Regions from separate parts of the Homo sapiens genome. Here region 2 is linked to region 1. Evidence: chromatin loops called from intact Hi-C (ENCODE). Cell type or tissue: Caco-2. All regions are shown on one strand. Each heading gives the region's core, and the rest is flanking DNA. Links, peaks and the distances in the headings are about the cores only. Region 1 has its middle 26 kb from the start of AXIN2. Region 2 overlaps CEP112 (centrosomal protein 112).

What was found. A loop is a pair of places that touch in the nucleus more often than their neighbours do. Peaks named below come from ENCODE experiments on the same cell type or tissue, not always from the same donor. Only the 100,000 strongest peaks of a DNase experiment are listed, where the experiment ranks them.
Region 2: a loop joins it to region 1, with 6 times the contacts of the local background. A loop is called at or near these places in 2 of 110 quality-filtered maps.

What each region holds. Positions count from the first base shown.
Region 1 is chr17:65,582,251-65,593,035 of GRCh38, reverse strand. No RefSeq gene overlaps it. Among named protein-coding and RNA genes, the nearest start is that of AXIN2, 26 kb to the right of the region's middle. RefSeq lists an enhancer at 9,002-9,536. In Caco-2, for the core only: a CTCF peak has its summit at 4,702; a DNase peak (open chromatin) is centred at 4,585.
Region 2 is chr17:65,651,565-65,662,349 of GRCh38, reverse strand. The region is part of intron 24 of CEP112 (centrosomal protein 112); the gene reads left to right. It also overlaps the pseudogene LOC107984971. Among named protein-coding and RNA genes, the nearest start is that of AXIN2, 95 kb to the right of the region's middle. RefSeq lists an enhancer at 5,245-5,294. In Caco-2, for the core only: no CTCF peak of the experiment used is centred there; a DNase peak (open chromatin) is centred at 5,299.

The DNA.
Region 1 (10,785 bases), core at 2,824-7,823:
GGGAATCCCCAGGGACCAGGGAGCCCTGTGGGTGGGAGGAGGGCTTGATCCCTCAGGGGCCTCCCCCGCTTCCCCCACCTCTCTCACTCTCCTTGCATCCTCTGAGACATCCCTGACACCCATCAGAGAGAAGCAGACCTGGTGACCGGGCCAACATCTTTATTTTATGAATGAGAAAATAACATTTCAAAAGCCAAGATGGCTTGCCTGGAGAGCACCCGTGAATTGGTAGTAGCAGAACCCCCACCAAAGGCAGAGCTGACTCCCACAGCTAGAGCTGGATGAGCAGACAGGACCTGGGGAAGAAAGGAAGACTGCATCCAACTAGAACATTGCCCCAGGGAGACCCAACACTTGTATGACACTGGCATCAGCCCTGGCTAGCATCTTTCCAAGGCCTCCTGGCGGCTTCTTGCCCTGCACACCTGTGCGTTGCCCTTCAGTAAATCCCAAAGCCAGAGGGGGCCTCCCCTGGGTCATCATGGCCCCTGGGGTGCCATCCCCTGATTTATTGGGCTGATTGCCCAGCTCAGGTCTCCATTCTAGGGGTTGGAGAGGTTGGAGGGGAGCTCAATAGACTTCCTGGCCACCAAAATTGGGAGGCCTTCCTGGCGCATGGCTTCAGGCTGTCCTTTCGGCTGTTAGAAGTTTAACAAAAAGCCTTTGAAATGGATAGATGCTTGACCAGCTGCCAGGGCAGCTATAGCCTCTCTGCAAACTCGGGGCAGGGCTCTCTGACCACATTCCTAGGCCCAACCAGTGGGAAGGCTGGGTGCTGGGGGAGGTTACTAGAATATCTTCACCACTGCCAACATGCCTCAGCCCCACCAACCCTCCTTTGGGCTTCTACAGAGAGCCATCTGAGTCCTCCAAGGACCAGGAAATGCACCCCAGACCCACCAGGGCAACACAGTGCTCCACACAGAGTGTGATTCTGTAAATGTTTCCTGAGTGCAGGTAGAGTGCAGAGGCCTCTGTCCAGCTCTCAGGAGACAATCACCAGCACACCTGAGAAGACTGTGGCCCATCCATCTGCAGCCCTCACTCCATTCCTTACAAAATATGGCTGTCACAGTGGCTCATACCTGTAACCCTAGCTCTGAGTAGGAGGATTGGTTGAGGCCAGGAATTCAAGACCAGCCTGGGCTGCGTGACAGAGTGAGACCTCGTCTCTGTAGGAAAAAAAAAACAATATATATATGTATGGCAGGGTGGGGGAGAGAGAGAGAGAGAAGGTCTCGCTCTGTCACCCAGGCTGAAGTACAGTGGTTTGATCATGGCTCACTGCAGCTTGAGGTGGGCTCAAGGATCCTCCCACCTCAGCCTCTCCAGGTGAGTTGGGACTACAGGTATGCACCACCACATCCAACTAATTTTTTTAAAAAATTTTGTAGACATAAGGTCTCACTCTGTTGCCCAGACTGGTCTCAAACTCCTGGGCTCAAGTGATCCACCTGCCTCAGCCTCCCAAAGTGCTGGGATTACAGGTGTGAGGGACCGTGTCAGGCTGAAATAATTTCTTCTTCTTCTTCTTCTTTTTTTTTTTTTGAGATGGAGCCTTGCTCTGTCGCCCAGGTTGAAGTGCAATGGCTTATTCTCACTCCACCGCAACCTCTGCCTCTCGGGTTCAAGTGATTCTCCTGCCTCAGCCTCTCGAGTAGTTGGGACTACAGGCATGTGCCACCACGCCCGGCTAATTTTTGTATTTTTAGTAGAGATGAGGCTTCACCATATTGACCAGGCTGGTCTCTGATTCCTGACCTCAAATGATCCAACCATCTCAGCCTCCCAAAGTGCTGGCATTACAGGCGTGAGCCACCATGCCCGGCCTCTGTCTCTATTCTTTAAAAAACCAAAAACACCAAAAGCTTCTCTGAAGCAGTATAAATGTACCCTAGGGAAAGAGACTGCAGCATCTCAAGACACAAGCCATACTTGGGCCTCAGGTGGAAGAATCAAAGGAGGGCAGGAGAGAGCTGGGGACCTCCTACTCCGTCTGCAACTGACTCTTGTACCGTGGTGTGGCTGCCCTGCAGCTGCCAGACCTTTGCAGAAAGGCTGTATTGGGAAGATGACTCTGGCCAGAGCCAGCAGCCGCCTTGATTTTATTACCTTTTAACACTCATGATCTAACTAGCTGACCAAATTTCACTTCCAACCTTTTATCCCCCTTTCTGGTTTTTTAAGCTCAGAAAGAAACACTGTGGCCGGGCGTGGTGGCTCACGCCTGTAATCCCAGCACTTTGGGAGGCCGAGGTGGGCGGATCACGAGGTCAAGAGATCAAGACCAGCCTGGCCAACATGGTGAAACCCCATCTCTACTAAAAATACAAAAATTAGCCAGGTGTGGTGGTGCACGCCTGTAATCCCAGCTACTCGGGAGGCTGAAGCCCGAGAATCGCTTGAACCCGGGAGGCGGAGGCTGCAGTGAGCTGAGATCGTGCCACTGTACTCCAGCCTGGGCAACTGAGCGAGACTCCATCTCAAAAAAAAAAAAAAAAAAAAGAAAGAAAGAAAGAAAAGAGAAACACTGTGGCCAACTGTGCCTGGATTATCAGAGATCATAGAGAGTGTTCCCTGAAGAAGGGCAGGTAATGTGTAGCGGTGTGTAACATAGACTCTCCTTGATCACAGATAGGCTATGCATTCATTTGATTTGTTCTTGGAAAATTCTGATGATTAGCTGGGCATGGTGGTGTGCACCTGTCATCCCAGCTTACTTGGGAGGTTTGAGGTGGGAGGATTACTTGAGCCCAGGAGTTCAAGGCTGCCAAGAGCCATGATCACACCACTGCACTCCAGCCTGGATGACACAGCGAGCCCCTGCCTCAAAATTAAGAATAAAAATAAATAAAATAAAATTATGGCGAATATTCAATGTAGCCTGATACAGGGAAATGATATGATTTGTTCCACAATCCAATCCAAAAACTTTGAAAATCATCTGCTAATTTAGATTTTTTTTTTTGAGACAAGGTCTTGCTTTGTTGCCAAGGCTGGAGTGCAGTAGTGCAATTTCGGCTCACTGCAACCTCCACCTCCCCGGTTCAAGCGATTCTCCTGCCTCAGCCTCCCAAGTAGCTGGGATCACAGGTGTATGCCACCACACACAGCTAATTTTTGTATTTTTACTAGAGACGGGGTTTCACCATGTTGGCCAGGCTGGTCTCAAACTCCTGACCTCAGGTGATCCACCCGCCTCAGCCTCCCAGTGCTGGTAACTCATGTCTATAATGAGCCGCTATGCCTGGCCACTAATGTAGATATTATACAAGGCAGCCTACATCCTCTTAGAGAAGAGAGAACTTGGTGGTAACTGAAAACATCTGTAGTATGGCCTGTCCTTGCCCCCAGAGAGGCTGCATGGACAGTGCCCTCTGCACTGTCTTCCCCAGAGCTCCTGTCAGCAAAGGGGTGCCTGAAGCCAGGGTCGCCAGTCCTTGGCTCTGGGACAAAACTGGTCCATGTGTGAAACTGGATGCTGGGAACGTATTGCCAACCTTTGATTTTTATGATGTTGTAAACCCAGATGTCTTAGCTCAGACATATGTGTAATGTATTGGAACAAGCCCAGACTTTGAAGTCAGACAGACTTGTGTTCAAGTCCAGACCCTGCCGTTCACTGACCAGCTTAGCTTGGGCAAGTCCCACAGGCTCTCAGATCCTCAGTATTCCCGGTGGTGTGTGGTGGGTCCCGCATGAAAGACACCTACCTGTGCTGGGCCCCTGCTTTGGGTGAAGTTCTGGAAATGCAAAGGTGAATGAATCTTTTCCTTGCCCTTAAAGAGCTCACACTGTAGAGCTGTGGGCACAGGTTCCCGTGCTGTGCAATGGGGTGGGGACTTTGAGGTAGACACTGGGGGTGGCCAGGAGAGCCTGGCCATCCTGGAGCATGGCACAGACTCCCCGTCCCCCTCACTCTCATCCCCACATCTGGGGCACCAGGGTTCCCACAGTGAGGTGGGGCATAAACCCTGCCTGGCAGAGAGGCCGACAGAGGTTATACAGGCGTTCCCTGACAGTTCAGATGTTACAGTCAGAGTCTCGTTGTTTTCTTGCAGTCTTGAGGCTCCAGACAAGTCAGCTTTGTAAATGGGCCTAGGGTACAGATTTGAATGTTTCAGAGGGAGATGCTCTGCTTTTGGGTCTATCAGTGACAGGACCCAGTGGGCTGTCAAGGGGAAGGGGGAAAGGGATGGTGTCCCAGCCATGTCATCCACAGTCCTGGTTTTCCAAGAGAAAGGTGACTTCCGTGCGTCATTATAACAGGGAAGAGGTTAACCTGGAAGCTCAATGGTTCTGGGACACTGTGGAAGGCTGGCCTGGCCCTGGAGGGTGGGGGGCAGGACAGGCAGTTGACATATGGGTGGCTGAGTGTGTCTGGCTGGATCAGGAGTGCGGGCGGCCAGCGAGCTGGCACCGGGCCTGGTTAAAGGCCTATCAGAGTCTCATTGACTGGCTGTCTTTGATCTCTGTTTATTCACAAGTCTGAAGAGGTAACGCCCGTGCTCAGTGATTAATTGCATTTTGGGTGGAGACCACATGCCTTAGTGATAGCTGCAGCCACAGGGACAGACCAAGGTTTCTGTCAGTATCCAGCCTTGAAGGTCAAAGTTCTCCCTATGCACCTTCTCATCACCTGCATGAAGCTTGCAAAGGCAGCCGCCAACCTGTAGGGGACATTCAGTAAATGTCACTTTTCTCCCTGCTGGCCCTTGTCTGACATTACTCAGCATTTCAGAAGTGGCATATACTATGGACTTACAACAAGCCTTGAACATTCTTGGAAAACTTGCCCAAGCTGGAATCCCATTTTTATCTTTATAACCATCTTAGAGATGAGTAGGGCAGGTAGAGTCGTTGTGATTGTGGAGATAAAGAGCACTGAGTAACCGATGGATGGGAACTTGGCCTTCCCCACATTAGTTAACCAGTCAGTGGCAGCCCTTGGATGGGCCCCGATTCTTGCAGCAAAGCCCTATTGTAGCCACTGATGTGGTTCTCGGTTAGCTGGTGAGGTCAGTATGGGGTCATTCCTTGCTTGCCAAATCCCTTGTCCACTCCCAGCTGGAAAAAATTTTTTCGAGTTATAAAGTCCCCATAATCCCGGAAAAGGAGCTGATGCGGCTGTCCTGTTTTGGGCTTTCCTCGACATTCTAGATTTGAACCATACTAAGTACTTCCCAAGCAGGAATTCCTGGCTGGCCCTGGCTAGTCATGAGATGCACTGGAAGTCCCTGGGCAGCCTCACATGGCACCAGATGCCCTCAGTGCTCTGCTCTCCAACCCCCTCTCTCCCCACCCCCACCCCACCCTGGAGACCAGCTTCTTCCTGCTTCACTCGCAGCGTTTCCTGCTGCCTCTCTGGTGGAAGCTTCTAGAATGTGTTTTGCTGGCAACTGGGAGAGCAGCAAGTGTCTGCATACCTTTAATCTCCTCCCAGCCCTTAACTAGTGGTGGACAGATGCTGGGGTATAAATCCTCCAGCTCCCTTGTCCCCAAGCCAGAACAGTGGTGAGCAGTGGGCTACGCTGTCTCCAGATTTCCCCATGGGTGGAACCAAAGTCCCCCCTCTGTGGACACTGCTCGGTGTCACAGCCTTGCTTGGCTTCCTTCCCTTCCATTCCCTCGCTCCCCTGCAGGATTTTCCTTACAGTTTTCCTAGTAATTCACATGCATTCCCCTCACAGAGTCAGTTTCTGGGGAGCCCTATCTAAGACAGTTGCTGAAATAAAATGTGAATATCTAAACAAATATGATCGCTTACATTCGTGTAATGGACTCCCATGGGGTCCCTGCTGCCTGAATCCTACCTCTCATTACATCCAGCCCCAACACGCCCACAACAGGGAGCTTTCTAAAACCCAGCTCAGGTTACGTAGCTCCTCCACTACCCAGTTTAAGACAATTTATCTGCGAAGTCAAGGCCATACTCCTAGCAGAGCCCTGGGTTTCTCCTTGATCTGGCCACAACAACTTCCACTCCAGACAGCCCCCTGTGGGTTACGTACTGTCCGGCTCCACAGGGAGCCATCCCCTCTCCCAAGGCTGCGTCGAGCTTCAGAGCCTGTGCTCATGCTGTTCCATCTTCCAGGTTTGCCCTTCTCAGTTTCCTTGAGCTGATTTTACCCCTTGTCATCTCCTGTAAAGTAGACTCAGTGCCCCCTTTTGCTCCCCTAGCACCCTGGGTACATCTCCACCTTGGTCGTTACCCTGTTTCTATGTTGATCTCTCACACAATGAGAGCTCCTGAAGAGCAAAAGTCCGGGTCTGACCATTGCTGACACTGCCCCCGAGTCTAAGCCAGTGCCCACCTGGCAGGCACCTGACATGTGGGTCAGAACAACCTGGTGATGCTCCCAGAGGAGCTCCATGAAACATGGTGCTATGGACCCAATCTGTCTCCCCAAAATTCCCATGTTGATGCCCTGACCCCCAATATTCAGAGATGGGGCCTTTGGGAGGTGATTAGGTTCAGATGAGGTCATGAGGATGGGGCCCTCATGGTGGGATTAGTGCCCCTATAAGAGGAGACACAAAGGCCAGGCACAGTGGCTCACGTCTGTAATCCCAGCACTTAGGGAGGCTGAGGCAGGCTGATCACCTGAGGTCAGGAGTTTGACACCAGCCTGGCCAACATGGTGAAACCCCATCTCTACTAAAAATACAATACAAAAATTAGCCGGGCGTGGTGGCGTGTGCCTGTAATCTCAGCTACTGGGGAGGCTGAGGCAGGGCAATCGCTGGAACCCAGGAGGCAGAGGCTACAGTGAGCTGAGATCGTGCCACTGCACTCCAGCCTGGGCAATAAGAGTGAGACTGCATCTAAAAAAAAAAAAAAAAAAAGAGATGCCAGAGAGCTTGCTCTCTCTCTGTCTCTCAGCCATAGCAGGACATAGCCAGAAGGCAGCCCTCTGCAAGCCAGAAAGAGAGCCCTCACCAGGAACCAAAGACGTCAGCATCTTCATCTTGGACTTCCAGCCTCCAGAACTGTGAGAAGTAAATATCTGTGATTTAACCACCCAGTGTATGGTGTTTTGCTATGGCAGCCCAAGCTGACTAATGCACATGGGTACAGTAAACCCAAATGTACATTTCTGGGCAAATACCAAAGATCCTGTTCTAGAATTCAGTGTCAAGACCTACCAAATATTTTTTAGGGTTGGTTTTTCTTAATTATGGGAGAAAGAATTGAGGCATTTCTGTCCATTAATTTTACCTGTATGTAATGACAATTACATCCATTGTTTTAGGCTATCTTGATCCAGGGTGGTCTAAAAATCACTGGGCTAAGCTGCTGACCCCTCAGCCTGACCTCCTGAGTCTCCAGAGAAAAGCTCTGGAATCCGGCTTTGTGTAGACCTCCCCCAGGACTCTGATGCAGAGAACAGGTGCAGCCCATGGTGCTGTCTAGCACCCCTGGACCTAAAAGCTCTAAGGCCAGGTCTGAAACTGAACTCATGAATGCTCTCACTCCAAGATCCCACTTGATCTGTTTGATCTATTTGATCCAGTGTGATCTGTTTGATATTTAAGTTTTATGAATTGTTTGCAAGTGACATACAATGTCAACAGTGAGTCAGGCACCCCCAAAGCCAAATAGGGTGGATTCATCAGAGATAAAAGCAACCAGCGAGACTGGCCTGCAAGAGTCATCCCGGCCACTCTCAAGGCATGTGAACGTTAGCCTCACCTTCCAAGGCCCAAAGTCCCTGCTCTTCCTGAGGTTCTCTTGGATCGGCCAGAGGGGCCCGTGTATGCGCTCTGCATTCTGCCTCGGGTTGGGGGGTTGGCTAAGAAGGGATCTCCTAGCTTCTGGGCCCTGAGCAGCAATCAGAGCCTCCTGGGGCCTGCGGGACTTCCTGGTGGCGCCACCAGCCCTTTTAGTGCCAGCACGTTGGCCTTGGCTTTGCTGGCTCTTCCAGCAGCCAGCACTGTCCCTGCCAGGAACTGTGATCCCACAGCCAAGGCTTTGTAGCCTCTTCATGGAGAGAGAGGCTGTGCAGCTTCCTCTTCAGCTGGGCCAGGGTCCCTTGGGGTTCCCTTTCTTCCAAGGCCACATCCCTTAAGAAACAAAGCAAGTCCTTCTCAGGTGCTCGTGATCCTTGCAGGGGGTGCCTCAAGGACCTTCCAGGCAGGTGGAGAGAGGCAGTGACCTAGTCTTGCAGGAAGTGTCCTCAGTCTTCATGCAGAAAGCCTTGGGGACCTGGGCAAGAGAAGAGTTAAGTTCTGGGCTGAGGCTTCAGTGTTCAATTTCTTTATTTCCTGTTGATGACATTATTGCCTTCCTACAACCATTGACACATGTTGCTTTCATCTGTTTCATTTCAAGACATGAGTACACTCGCTGGAAACTATGCTTAATAGCTAAACTCAAAACATTTGGATTTCCTTTCCTTCTGTGACTCTTTGCTGGTATGCTGCATTCTCTAGTTTTTTTGGGTGGTGGTGGCATGTGTGTTTTTTTCAGCCACCATTTCTAAGCAGCAAAAAGAGAAGTCACTGGCTCTCTGGCCACCTGCCTCAGGCCCATCTGCTGCATATGGGATATTTCCCTTCGCTGGAGGAGGCCTATGTTTGCCCCATGTTGTGGTGGTTGGAGAGCATCTCTTCGTCCTCTTCTTTTACCCAGCTCCTTCCCCTGCCTGTCAGGGAGAGGACCAGCCTTGTCAGGGAGAGGACCATACCTACAGGATGGGCAGATGGCTTCTTCCAGTTGCTGTGTGCCCTGGAGCCTGCACCTACCCTTCCCACCTTCCCCAGCAGTGCAGGGCTGCATGACTCATGGCTTGGACCTTCTGAACAGAGCCTCCGGAATAGAGAGGTGAGCTTGTCAGTCTGGACCCGAGGACTCAGGGGAACAAATAGGACTTGCTGCCTGGGCTGCCTGTGGAGGGGATCTGGGCAAAGCTCCCCTTGGCCAGACCTTGGATGGAAAGCGGCCATTGGAAGCAGGCCAGCCTCATCTGGTTGGAATAGGGTTTGACACGTGTTTCCAAGCCTGGTCGCAGAGCTGCAGCTGCCACTAGCCCTTCCCTGGGCCCGGACTGCGCTGCCCGTTGACAGTCTGCAAAGCAAGCAGTCAGTCTGCTATGGAAGGGTTTGCAAGGTGGATGCCCCCCTAGCCTGGGGTGACTGCCCAGCCCCCACCAGCCTCCTGGGAGGGACATATTCCCAGGAGGAAGCCAGAGGGGAGCGGGAGGGGAAGGCAGCCACAGTCTGACTCCCTAAGATGAAGAAAGTCACTTGCGGTATGCATGGACCTTTATGTCCATTTCTCCTTTTATCCTTCCCGTAACAGAACGGCTTATTCCCATTTTGCAACTGGGAAAAGTGAAGCCCAGGAAGGGTGAGAAATTTGCTCAAGCTAGGCCAGGTGTGGTAGCTCACACCTGTAATCCCAGCTGAGGATTACAGCTGGGAGGCTGAGGCAAGAGGATCACCTGAGGTCAGGAGTTCGAAACCATCCTGGCCAACCTGGTGAAACCCCATCTCTACTAAAAACACACAAAAATTAGCAAGTTGTGGTGTCAGACACCTGTAATCCCAGCTACTCAGGAGGCTGAGACAGGAGAATCATTTGAACCCGGGAGGCAGAGGTTGCAGTGAGCCAAGATCATGCCATTGCACTCCAGCCTGGGTGATAGAGCGAGACTCCGTCTCAAAAAAAAAAAAAAAAAAAAATCAGAAAAAAGAAATTTGCTCAAGCTCACAGAGTTGGGTTTGTTTTGTTTGAGACAGGGTCTCATACTGTCGCTCAGGCTGGAGTACAGTGGCGCTATCACAACTCACTACAGCCTTGACTTCCCAGGCTCAAGCGATCCTCCAGCCTCAGCCTCTCAAGTAGCTGGGACCACAGGTGCAAGCTTTCATGCCTGGCTAATTTTTAATTTTTTTTGTAGAGATGGGGCTATGTTGCCCAGGCTGGTCTCGAACTCTTGGGCTCAAGCAATCCTCCTGCCTCGGCCTCCCAAAGTGCTGGGATTACAGGTGAGCCACTGCCTTACACAGCTTTTAAATGCTGAAGTTGGGATATGGGCCCAGACTTGAGGTCACCAAAGCCAGTTTTCTTTGGGATGCATCAAACCTGTCTGCCTGGAGGGAGATGGTGGTGGGTGCACTAGGCTTGGTGGGTGCGCTAAGCTAGACTTTAAGAAGATGGCCGGGCTCGGTGGCTCACGCCTGTAATCCCAGCACTTTGGGAGGCTGAAGCAGGTGGATCACGAGGTCAGGAGTTCGAGACCAGCCTGGCCTACATAGTGAAACCCCATCTCTACTCAAAAATACAAAAAATTAGCCAGGTGTGGTGGCAGGCACCTGTAATCCCAGCTACTCGGGAGGCTGAAGCAGGAGAATCGCTTGAACCCAGGAGGTGGAGGTTGCAGTGAGCTGAGATTGCACCATTGCACTCTAGCCCAGGCGGCAGAGCGAGACTCCATCTCAAAAAAAAAACCAGAAGAGTCCATACTCCTCCCATTTTTCTCCTCGGTCCCTCTCTCCCACTTCATCCTGGGCCTCTTCTGTTCAGCAATCCACATTTCAGGCAAATAGGAAGAAAGTCCGCTAATAGACAGGTAAGCGTGGTTGTGTGCATTTTATCCAGGAGGAAGAACATTTGAGGCCATTCTGCTGTGCCTTTCAAGTCCGCAGATCTGGCCAAGAGCCTGAGATAGCAGGAAGTGTGAAGAACAGAAACTTCAAGGGAAGAAGTGTGTGAGGGGATGGAAATGCTAGAGGCTTATAGGGCCAGGAAAGTTATCACTCCTATCTGTCTGTACTCACTCA
Region 2 (10,785 bases), core at 2,374-7,373, 70 kb before region 1:
ACATGACTATTGCTCTCCCAGTACTGTTTCTTAAGGTTGCACTGGTTTTATCTAAGTCAGTAACAGTGTACTTATCTTTTTCATATTCTTATGTAAGTGTTTCTAACAGAAATTGTCCTTTCATGTATGTCTAAGTGGACCAAGCCAAGTTAATATTCATTACCACCAGGCTGGGCAACATGGTAAAACCCAGTCTCTACAAAAAATACAGAACTTAGTCAGGCGTGGTGGTGCCCACCTGTGGTCCCAGCTACTCAGGAGGCCGAGGTGGGAGGATCACCTGAGCCCATGAAGTTGAGGCTGCAGTGAGCCATGATTGCGTCACTGCACTCTAGCCTGGGTGACAGAGTGAGACCCTATCTCAAAAAAAATTTTTTAATAAATAAATAAACATATATATACACACACACACACACATATATATATTCATTACCAGTTTATCTGCTGTGTAAAAAAAATATAGATGTCAATCTCTCTTGAAAGATGGAAAATGAACTACTAACTGGCTGCCGTTTCTCCATCTCACCTAGAGCAGATGAAATGCCGATGAAGTGAGCCCAGGTCTACGTGGTTGTATATGATCTGCTTCATGCAAACTCCAGCCTACATAATAGGTTAGCAAAAATGTCTTTACATTGGCAAAAACAGTCCATGTAATGGTCTCAAACTTCAAAAGAATAATTATTTAATCTTATATACTTTTGAAATAACGTTGATCTCCGGTTCAACATAGAACTTACTCTCAGGGAACCCACAGTCTAATAGGAGAAAGCAGTGTGCAAATCAATAGTTATAATAGTATCTGATAATGAAGTACAAGCGGAGGCTCTCGGGTAAGGAAGACCTTGTACAGGTCCTGACTCAGGTACCAAGTAGCTGTGTGACTATGGATAAGCCTATTTCTTCTTATGTAAACAGCCATGAAAGTACCATATAGCATTCGTAGAAGATTAAATGAAATATAATATATGCAAAAGAGTACACTATGGTGCCTAATACATAGAAAACACCCCTTAAGTGTCAATCAGTAACTGTTAGATGAACATAATACCAAGGCATTTTAGTGGAAGGGTTGGTTACCGTGACTAGAAGGCTGTGGGAGGGTGTGGTGGAGAAGGTCCTATGTAAGAATGGAGAGTGGTTCTCTAGCCAGTTCAGAGGAAGGAAGGGCGCAGAGGAGCACAAAACAGCATGTGCAAAGGCATGAGTCACAACATGACATGGGACTTTTGGGGAAAATGCCAAGTCATTACTGGAGCACAAGGTCCTGGAAAATTAGTCTAAGACCATATGAGAAGGTTCTTAGATGATCCATGCAAAGGAGGTTGTCTTTAATCTACAGATGAAAGAAATCACAGAAGTGTTTTTATATGGGAGTGGGGTTGGGGTGAGATGATCAGATCTGCATTTTAGAGAAACATGCAACAGTGTGGAGAATCAGCTGGAGAAGGAAAAAACTAGAAGCAGGATGGTGACATTAGGTTTCTCTTCCTGTAACAGAAATCAAGGTATGGCCAGGCGGCGCTGTGGGAAGCCAAAGTGGGTGGATTGCTTGAGCTCACCTCAAGCAGGTAGATTGCCCAGCCTGGGCTGGGCAACATGGCAAAAACCTTGTTTCTACAAAAAAAAATACAAAAATTAGCAAGGCATGGTGGTACACGCCTGTAGTCCCAGCTACTTGGGAGGTTGAGGTGGGAGGATCACCTAAGACCAGAAGGTGGAGGCTGCAGTGAGCTGTGGTTGCATCACTGCTGTCCAACCTGGGCAACAGAGTGAGAACCTGTCTGAAAAAGAAACGAGAAGAAAAAAAGAGAAGAAAGGAAGAAGGGAAGAAGGAAGGAAGGAAGGAAGGAAGGAAGGAAGGAAGGAAGGAAGGAAGGAAGGAAGGAGAGAGAGAAGAGAGAGAGAGAAAGAAAGAAAGAAGGAGGGAGGGTGGGAGGGAGAAAGGAAGGGAGGGAGGGAGGAAGGAAGGAAGGAAGGGAGGGAGGGAGGAAGGAACGAGAGAGAAAAAGAAAGAAAGAGAAAGAAAGGAAGAAAGAAAGAGAGAAAAGAGAAGGAGGGAGGAAGGAAGGAAGGAGAAAAAGAAAAGAAAAAAGAAAGAAAACAAAAAAGAGGAAGGAAGGAGGGAGGGAGGGAAGGAAAGAAGGAAGGAAGGAAGGAAGGAAGGAAGGAGAAATCAAGGTATATTAGTCTCCAATCAGAAACCTTGAGTTAGTTTTTCCATTGTCTTCAGAATAAAGCCCAGGTACCTTGGCATAAGCTTCAAAGTCCTAACCACCTTGTCTCCACCTATCTCACTTATCCCCTGCCCACCCCATGACCTCCACCCATACTCTACCCTGTGACAGTCCCTAAGCATGCCACACACAGTCACCTCTATGCTTCCTGCCCTTTCCTCAGCTAGCAGTTTTTTCTTCCTCTCATCCATCTTGAAAGTTCCTACTCATTCTTCAATGTCCCAGTCAAATCTCATCACCTCTGTGATGGCCTCCATTATCCCACATAGGAGTTACTGATGTCTCCTGTTCCCTTCCTGGCCTATTATATGTCAGTTATGTATTTCTGAAGCTCCTTTTTACTTCTCGTGTAAAAAGTATAAGCTTTTTTCTTTCAGAAAGCCTAAAGGAAGTATTTTGATGACGTCACACTCCCTAAGTTTTAATTGAACAAAAAATTCTTTTCTCTCTGCTGTGTAAAGGTGAACAACTCCTGAATGGAGTCAGTGTTTACAATGGTGTTAAGAAATGTTCTGCTGTGAGGTTGTGGGGTCTCAGTTCCCTTTAGCTGGAAGGTGGGAGATTCATGCACAAAATCCTCATTAGCGTTCATCGAGCTGCCTAAGTAAATCCGGGGTGCACCGGTGGGACAACGGCTGCCTTTGTCTTCCTATTTTGTGTTTTGTATAGAATACCATATCTGGCAAGACATGCCTTCTCAAACATAAGGAGATAATTGGTACTTTGAGGGAGAGGTTTAGATTATTTATAATTGTCAAGAGTTTAAATATGCAGAAAAGAAAGAGCAGTCGTAGCTTGCCTCTTTTGAAAAATGCCCTCAAACCAGGTCAGAACTCTCTGTCTAAATCAGATATTTTGAACGATATTTAACTGAAGGTTAGATGTGGATCTTTTAAGTTTTGCTTTAAAATAGGAAACTATATGTTTATCAACAAATTAATTTCTTCTTAAACTCCCCTTATCTGTAGCACTGTTGATCACCAAAATCCGTCGTGATTAATCTGCTATCTAGACCATTCTATTTCCTATGCGGTGGTGATATTCAAGGCAGGGGATAGAAATGGTCTGATATTTTTTTTTTTTTTTTTTTTTTTTTTGAGACAGAGTCTCGCTCTGTCACCCAGGCTGGAGTGCAGTGGCGTGATCTTGGCTCACTGCAACTGAAATGGCCTGGTCTTCTGCTTATTTTCCTTGATCTTGGCAGCACCTAACACCTACTTTCCCTCCTTCCCTTGTGAAACCTAAAGGCTTGCTCCCCGCTCTCCTAACTTTCGTCTCATCTCTGGGGCCATTTCTGGTCATTCCCTGCTTCTGCTTCCTTCTTCTACATCCTAAATGTGGAAGTCCCTTATAGATGAGCCTTGGCTCCTGGGACATTCCTGTTCTCCCCTTTCCCCTTCAGAGAGCTCTTCCATTCCCGAGGCTACAGCTTCTTCTTCTGGCCTGTGATTCTTGGGCCTCTAGTCCTGCTTTTCTCCTGAGCTCTACTCGCATATTTCCTTATGAATGTTTCCTCTGCTCCTCAAACTAAGTAAATGCAAACCCCCAAACATACCTTGTGTCCTGCTTACACCCAGACCAACTCCCTGTACTGTACCCATTGCCTTGTCTCTGCAGGAACATCACCCTTCTTCTAGGCACATGGCTGAAGCATATATTCTCATACAACTCATCTCTTGCTTCTATTCTATGAGACAGGTAATTAATCAGCTTCTATTTTATGACCTTCCCATAGCCATCACCTCAGATCAGACTAGGAGTTCCTCACTTTCCTAGATCACTCCAGCAGCTCCCAGCTGCCCCCCTGAATCCCAGAATCTCCTCTCCTGAGATTCCATCACAATATTTCCAGATCAATCCTATTCCCTTCTCCACCTCCCAGTAATAAATGGGCACAGTACAGGCTTAGATGTCAGGTTTCAATCGTGGTTCTAGCAGTTACGCACTGTGTACCTGTTTCCTTCTCTATGGAGTGAGTAGATAATGTCTGTCTTCCAAATTGTATGTAAGAATTAAATAGAATCATCACAGTATGTAAAAGATTATGCAGCAATTGCTTAATACAGTATCTGGCACATATAAGGTGTTCATAATGTGGGGTTTTCTTTGCTTTTTCTATTTTTTACTACATTCAATCTAAATTTGTTGACATAACCTTTACTACCTTCCATAATTTCAAGGTGCCACCTACCTATTCAACAACAACTTTGTTCAGCCTTTTACTCATTAAAACAATATTTACTAAGCATTTGCTATGTGTCCAGTGCTCCAACCTTACTTCTATGTATAAATTGTAAATATCAGGGAGACTCCAAAACCCCCATCAGCCTCACTGAGTATCAGCCTTATTCTATAGGTTTTCTTGGGTCTTTTATTAACAAAGTCAGTTATAAACCTCAAGAGTCTCACCTACCCTTTGGTTGGGGTTTTGGTCCTTTGTTGATGAAAACTACCTTTTTTAGGAAGTCCAGCCCCAACCAAAAAGGCCTAGTCACCCTCTTTCTGAGAGGAAAGTCAGACATTGTAAACAGAAGTGAAAAACACCCTATCCCTCCCCCAGGTTTTCCCCAAACGCTTTCAGGGATGTACCTTGCAACATAGAGAAGGTGCTTCCTTCCAACTTGTTTAAACTTGGTCCTCCAAATATTCACGTTCTTCAACATGTACCTGTCCAGACTTTCCACATTCAGCCTTTCTCATCCCATGCCTGTAGAATTGCTGTACTGCTCAAACTGCTTTAGGACCTGTACCAGCTCTTCTTTAAAAGAATGGAGTATTCATAGTATATATCAACCTAAGGAAAGAAAAAATATTAGGAATGTTATTATTAACAAGAAAAACATTAGAAATGAGACCAAAATTATATATTCTAGCAAGAAAGGAGCTGGCATTTGGTTTTAGAAGAAAAGAGGCATGAGTCATTGACTATCTCAACCATATATAAAAAGTCTGATAGTGAGTAAACTGGAGAAGCACAGAGGAGGAAAGAGCATGATGAAACCAACTCCCCTCCTTCGGGGTGAATCTCTAAGATCCTCTTTGATCTCAGCAGCCCCGTAGGCCCTGGTGTTTGCCTCCGACTTTCTCAGCTTTGAAGCCAGCCTACTTATTAATAGCCACTGTGCTGATTAAGAACTGCAATACTGAGATGACAGAATCTTCTCTTTGTCTTTAGGGAGAGCATGTGTGATGAGTTTACTGTAGACATTCCGAAGACCTTGTCATTTTGAGACAAAGACTGACTTAACACCAAAGGTTGTAAGCTCTGTGTGATTCGTTCATTCATCAGCAAATATTTATTGTATTGAGTTGCTACCATATGCCAGGCACCATGCTAAATGCTGAGGCCATAGCAGTCAGCAAAATGAACACAGTCCCTACCTAGTGGAGCTTGGTCTAGTCACAGGGGTCAGCCAACTTTCTATAAAGGGCCAGATAACAAATGTTTCAGGGCTTTGTGAGCTATAAGGTCTCTGTCAAGACTACTCAATACTGCCATTGTCATGAGAAAGCAATCACAGACAATAAGTAAACAAATGAGCATGGCTGTGTTCCAGTAAAACTTTATTTACAAAAACAAGCAGTGTCCCAAATTTGGTCTGCAGGCTGAAGTTTGTTGACCCCTGGTCTAACAGATGCAACACGCATAAATGTAAGTGAATATTTTGCATATTCTATGTTGTTTCAATTCAGACCGTTTGGGTTGCAAGTGACAGAAAATCTAACCCAAACTGAAAAATCCAAAGACAGGGCTAACTCTAGGTACAGATTGATAAAGGGCTTAGTTTATTTTTCTCCACTTCTCAATTCTTCCCCTGGATTGCCAAAACCCTCAGTTCACTTCTTACTCTGTGGTAGCAAGATGGTTGTCACAATTCCAGAATGACATCAATGGGGAAAGTCCAGTGGATGAGAGAGTCTGCATCCTTTGACTGTCAGTGACTCTGGTTACCTGGACTTGGATCATGTTACCAGGCCCTCAATAGTTATGGCTCCAGATAATGCGACGTGATGATTGCCTTAGGGTCCCGTCACATACTCTACCCCTGACCCTTGGGTGGGTCAGAGAATGGGAGAGGGGTAGATTCCAGTTACCAGAAAACTGGTGAATAATGCTGGAGTAAATGCTGGAATGAATGCTGCTGAATAAAATCTCCGCTACATGTGTCTTGAGAAATTCTAAATGAGTACCTCCCAAGGCCACATTTATTAATAGGAGCTCTGTAATATGGTTTTAGCTTTTCCATCTCCATCAGGAAGTAAAGGGTATTGCTTATATGCAAAATACTGTCCAAAATTTTAATATTCACATGTGTTTATTTTACATCACAACCTCAATCTTTTTTTTTTCCTGTTACCAGTATTTTTATTCAGTTTAGCTTATGCCAGAATATAAATACATAACAATATGTCCTTTCTTGTAATGGGTAGTCTTTTACATAACTAAAATTTGTGGCTAGCAGTTTATATAACAAAAGAAAAGCTAAATCTGTAAATTATCAGAAAAGAAGCAAGGATAAAGGAAAATAATACATTTTACATGAATTATAAAGGACAGTTACAATGAAAATCCATTACTTTCCTCTCAACCCAATTTTACAAAATAAAGTCAACATGTATTATTCTGTGAGCTGCTAAGAGTACATAAACACTGTGGCCCATTCAAAAGACAGCAGTCAAAGACAAAATGTTATCTTCATGTCATGTACTGTTCTTAGTTCTTTACTGGAGTTGAGCTTCCTTTCGTAGTCTTCTTTAGGTGGTGGTAATTTGGCAAGATTTTCATCGAGAAATCCAGCTGTAGTGTCTGAGGCTGCGGTCGCTCAGCCTGCACCCAACAAAGGCAGTCTGCACCATAGATCACCGTATTCTCCGGGATGACTTCAAAAGTGTTTAGGTTGCAACAAGCGCCAGTGAGACAGCCACTTGTCAATATTAGATTTCTGCCTACATACACTTTTAATTCAATGACATTATTATCTCCCATCTCCATGGCTTGGGAATGACGCCAACTTTAAACACATTATTGGTGCCAATGATCATAGGTTTTGGTTCTGGATCTCCAGTGTCAAGAGTGATACTATCCGAGGAAGCATTTATGATAAGGGCCTGTTCTTCTATCAGGTTCCCTTTGCCAATCACTATTGGCCCGGCTTCCGCAATAATTTGTGCTTTAGGATGGATCGCTGTCCGAGTTCCTCTTCTGAGTCTTTGCTGCCATGGTACGACCCCAGTGACAACCTCAATCTTATTCAGAATTTAAGTCTTTGATTCATGAACAAATTCAGACAGTTTATTAGTAATTTTCTGGCCTTTGACTATGTTATCCATTTTCTGTCTTTCCTCTGTGTGTGAATCCTTAGAGGCAGACTTACCAGACCTTTGTTTTCTTTTTGGTGTCAGAGAATCTTTTGAACTACCTGAAGCTGGATTTAGAGCACCTAAACCTAATTAAAGTGCTAGGTTTGAACCATTCACTCATGCTAAAGCCACCTTTTTCTCCACAGGATCAGAAAATGGTCCTGAAAATATAACCCTTTCCAGAAACTAGTTCATGCCACCTTCAAACAACAGAGGTCGGCAACTGCTTCCTGCACCAGCCACCCGCTTGCCTTGGAGTCCCAGGCCTGTTAAGCAGCAGGCTTCACTCCCTTGCGGTGGAACGGTTCCTATGAACAGGGAATGGAGGACTCCTATTGCGCTGCACGCTTAGTTTGAGAGGACGCCAGTTAGAATAAAGAAAGTGAAGAGGAAATGATATTGAAGAAAGGCGGGAAATGAATATTTTTAAGATTGTTAAGAAAATTGCAGTTATTTCTACATTTTCACTTTATACTTCAGAATCAAAGTACATGAGCTCTGCAGCAGAGCACCTTTCTTAAAACGGATTTTTCTTGGCAGTTGCTGTGGCAACACATGATACTTTAACCCCAATAAGAATGGAATTTCTTAGAAGGCGGTACATTTTCTCACCTGTACTACAGCATTTTTTTGGCATCATCTTTTACTACTATTTCTTTCATTCCTATTCTTTTTTTTTTTTTTTTTTTTTTTTTGATGGAGTCTTGCTCTGGTTGCCAGGCTAGAGTACAGTGGCGCAATCTCGGCTTACTGCAACCTCTGTCTCCTGGGTTCAAGCAATTCTCCTGCCTCAGCCTCCCAAGCAGCTGGGACTACAGGTGCGCACCACCACGCCCGGCTAATTTTTGTATTTTTCGTAGAGATGGGTTTTCACCATGTTGGCCAGGCTGGTCTTGACCTCCTGACCTTGTGGTCTGCCCGCCTCTGGCTCCCAAAGTGCTGGGATTACAGGCATGAGCCACGTGCCCAGCCCTCATTCTTATTCTTGAAACCAAAATATACTCATTCCCCTAAAAAGCCTATGCAAAAACGTTTGGCTGCATAAAGGCCCATCCCTCAGAAACATCCTCCACATTCCTGTTTATGTTACATCTGATCCCTCCCAGCAAGCCTTCCTGTGCCCAGCTCCTGCCCACCTCCTCTGGCCCTTCGCCACCCTTCAGAAGCCCTGTGTCTTTTTGCTGCACTCTTCTTACACCAGATGGCCAATTGCAGTGCCTGCCCTTGTCCACCCTCCCTCAGAGTACACGCCATGCTCCAAAGTCACCTCTTTTTCTCCCTCCCCTCCTCCTGCCCCCTTCAATCTACCCACCAGTCAAACTCACTTTACTTAACACATTCTGCTAAGCCAGACATTCAAAGAACAGTTTCTGAATAATCCACAAGGAGTAGAAGTATATGTTATTTTCCCTTAATCCTCCTATGTATTGGTGGAAATCCAGATGGAAAGAGAGTTTTGAGCTGAGATCCTTCCCTTAAATTAAGTCATTTACAATAAAGCAATGGTTCCCCACCTGTGGACCAGAGTTATTGACAAGGATCTGAGAAAATTCATATGCACACTGCTATACAATGAATGTTTGTGTCCCCTCCCAAATTCATATGTTGAATCCCTAATCCCCAATGTGATGGTATTCGGAGGTGGCCTTTGGGAGGTAATTAGATCTAGATGAGGTCATGAGGGTAGGTCCCCCATAATGAGATGAATGTCTTTATAAAAAGAGGAAGAGAGACCAGAGCGCATCAAGGAAAGGCCATATGGGGAGGTCCACATACACATTGCTGTAAACTGGAAGCAGGAAGAGAGCCCTTTCCAAGAACCTGGCCATGTTGGCACCCTGATCTTGGACTTTCAGCCTCCAGAACTGTGAGAAATATATGCTTATTGATTAATCTGCTCAATCTATGGTATTTGTTATAGCAGCCCAAACTAAGACACTCACTAGCCATTGTTGGTATCCTGGATAAACAGGCACTACTGTTTTTCAAATATATATAGATTGTTTTGAATTATAAAATATAAATTCATTTAAAATTGATTCTGGATTCATAGGAGCTTTTGGTAAGGTACTTTCTCAATCCACAGATACTAAAAAATACAAAAACATTTCAATGGAGTCCTCAATCATTAATTTATGCAAATAACTTGCTATAAGGATTTCTAATGTTGCAAATAATTAGAAATAGCAATAAAGTCTAATGATAGAGAATTGGCTAAATGGAATATATATATAAATGTAATTCATGCTATATACATAATATAATGAAATATATATAATAAAAATCTCCATTAAGTCATATAATGATAACTAATGTTTATTGAACATCTATTATGTGCAACTTATAAAAATTTTGCAGGTGTTAAATCATCTAATCTTCACGGTGGCCTTGAAAAGTTATTTTCCTGATAAGAAAACTGAGGCACAGAGAAGTTACTCTTTCTGGGAGCACACAGATTAGGGGCACAACTCAGACCCAACTCCAGATACCCCAGTTTCAGTATCTGGGCTCTTAATCCCTACACTTTATTAAATCAAAAGATTACAAAAGAGTCTGTCCTTTTCTACTAGATGGCTCTATTAGCTCATATTACCAGGCACCCCCTCAGCTCCAAACACTCTACAATGATTGATAAAATATAAAAAGAGATCACATTGTGGTTTTGATTTGCATTTTCCTGATCATTAGTGATGTTGAGCATTTTTTGCCATTTGTATAACACCTTACACTCTCAAGAATGGCCATAATCAGCTGGGCGCAGTGGCTCATGCCTGTTATCCCAGCACTTTGGGAGGCCAAGGCAGGCGGATCACCTGAGGTCAGGAGTTGGAGACCAGCCTGGCGAACATGGTGAAACCCTATCTCTACTAAAAATACAAAAATTAGCTGGGTGTAGTGGTGGTGCATGCCTTAATCCCAGCTACTCAGGAGGCTGAGGCAGGAGAATCACTTGAACCTGGGAGGTGGAGTTTGTAGTGAGCTGAGACCATGACACTGCACTTCTGCCTGGGTGACAGAGTGAGACTTGACAAGAAAGAAAGAAAAGAAAGGAAGGAAGGAAGGAAAGAAGGAAGGAAGGAAGGAAGGAGAAAGAAAGAGAAAGAAAGAGAGGAAGGAAGGAATGACCATAATCAAAAAATCAAAAAATAATAGATTTTGGTGTGGATGCAATGAAAAGGGAACACTT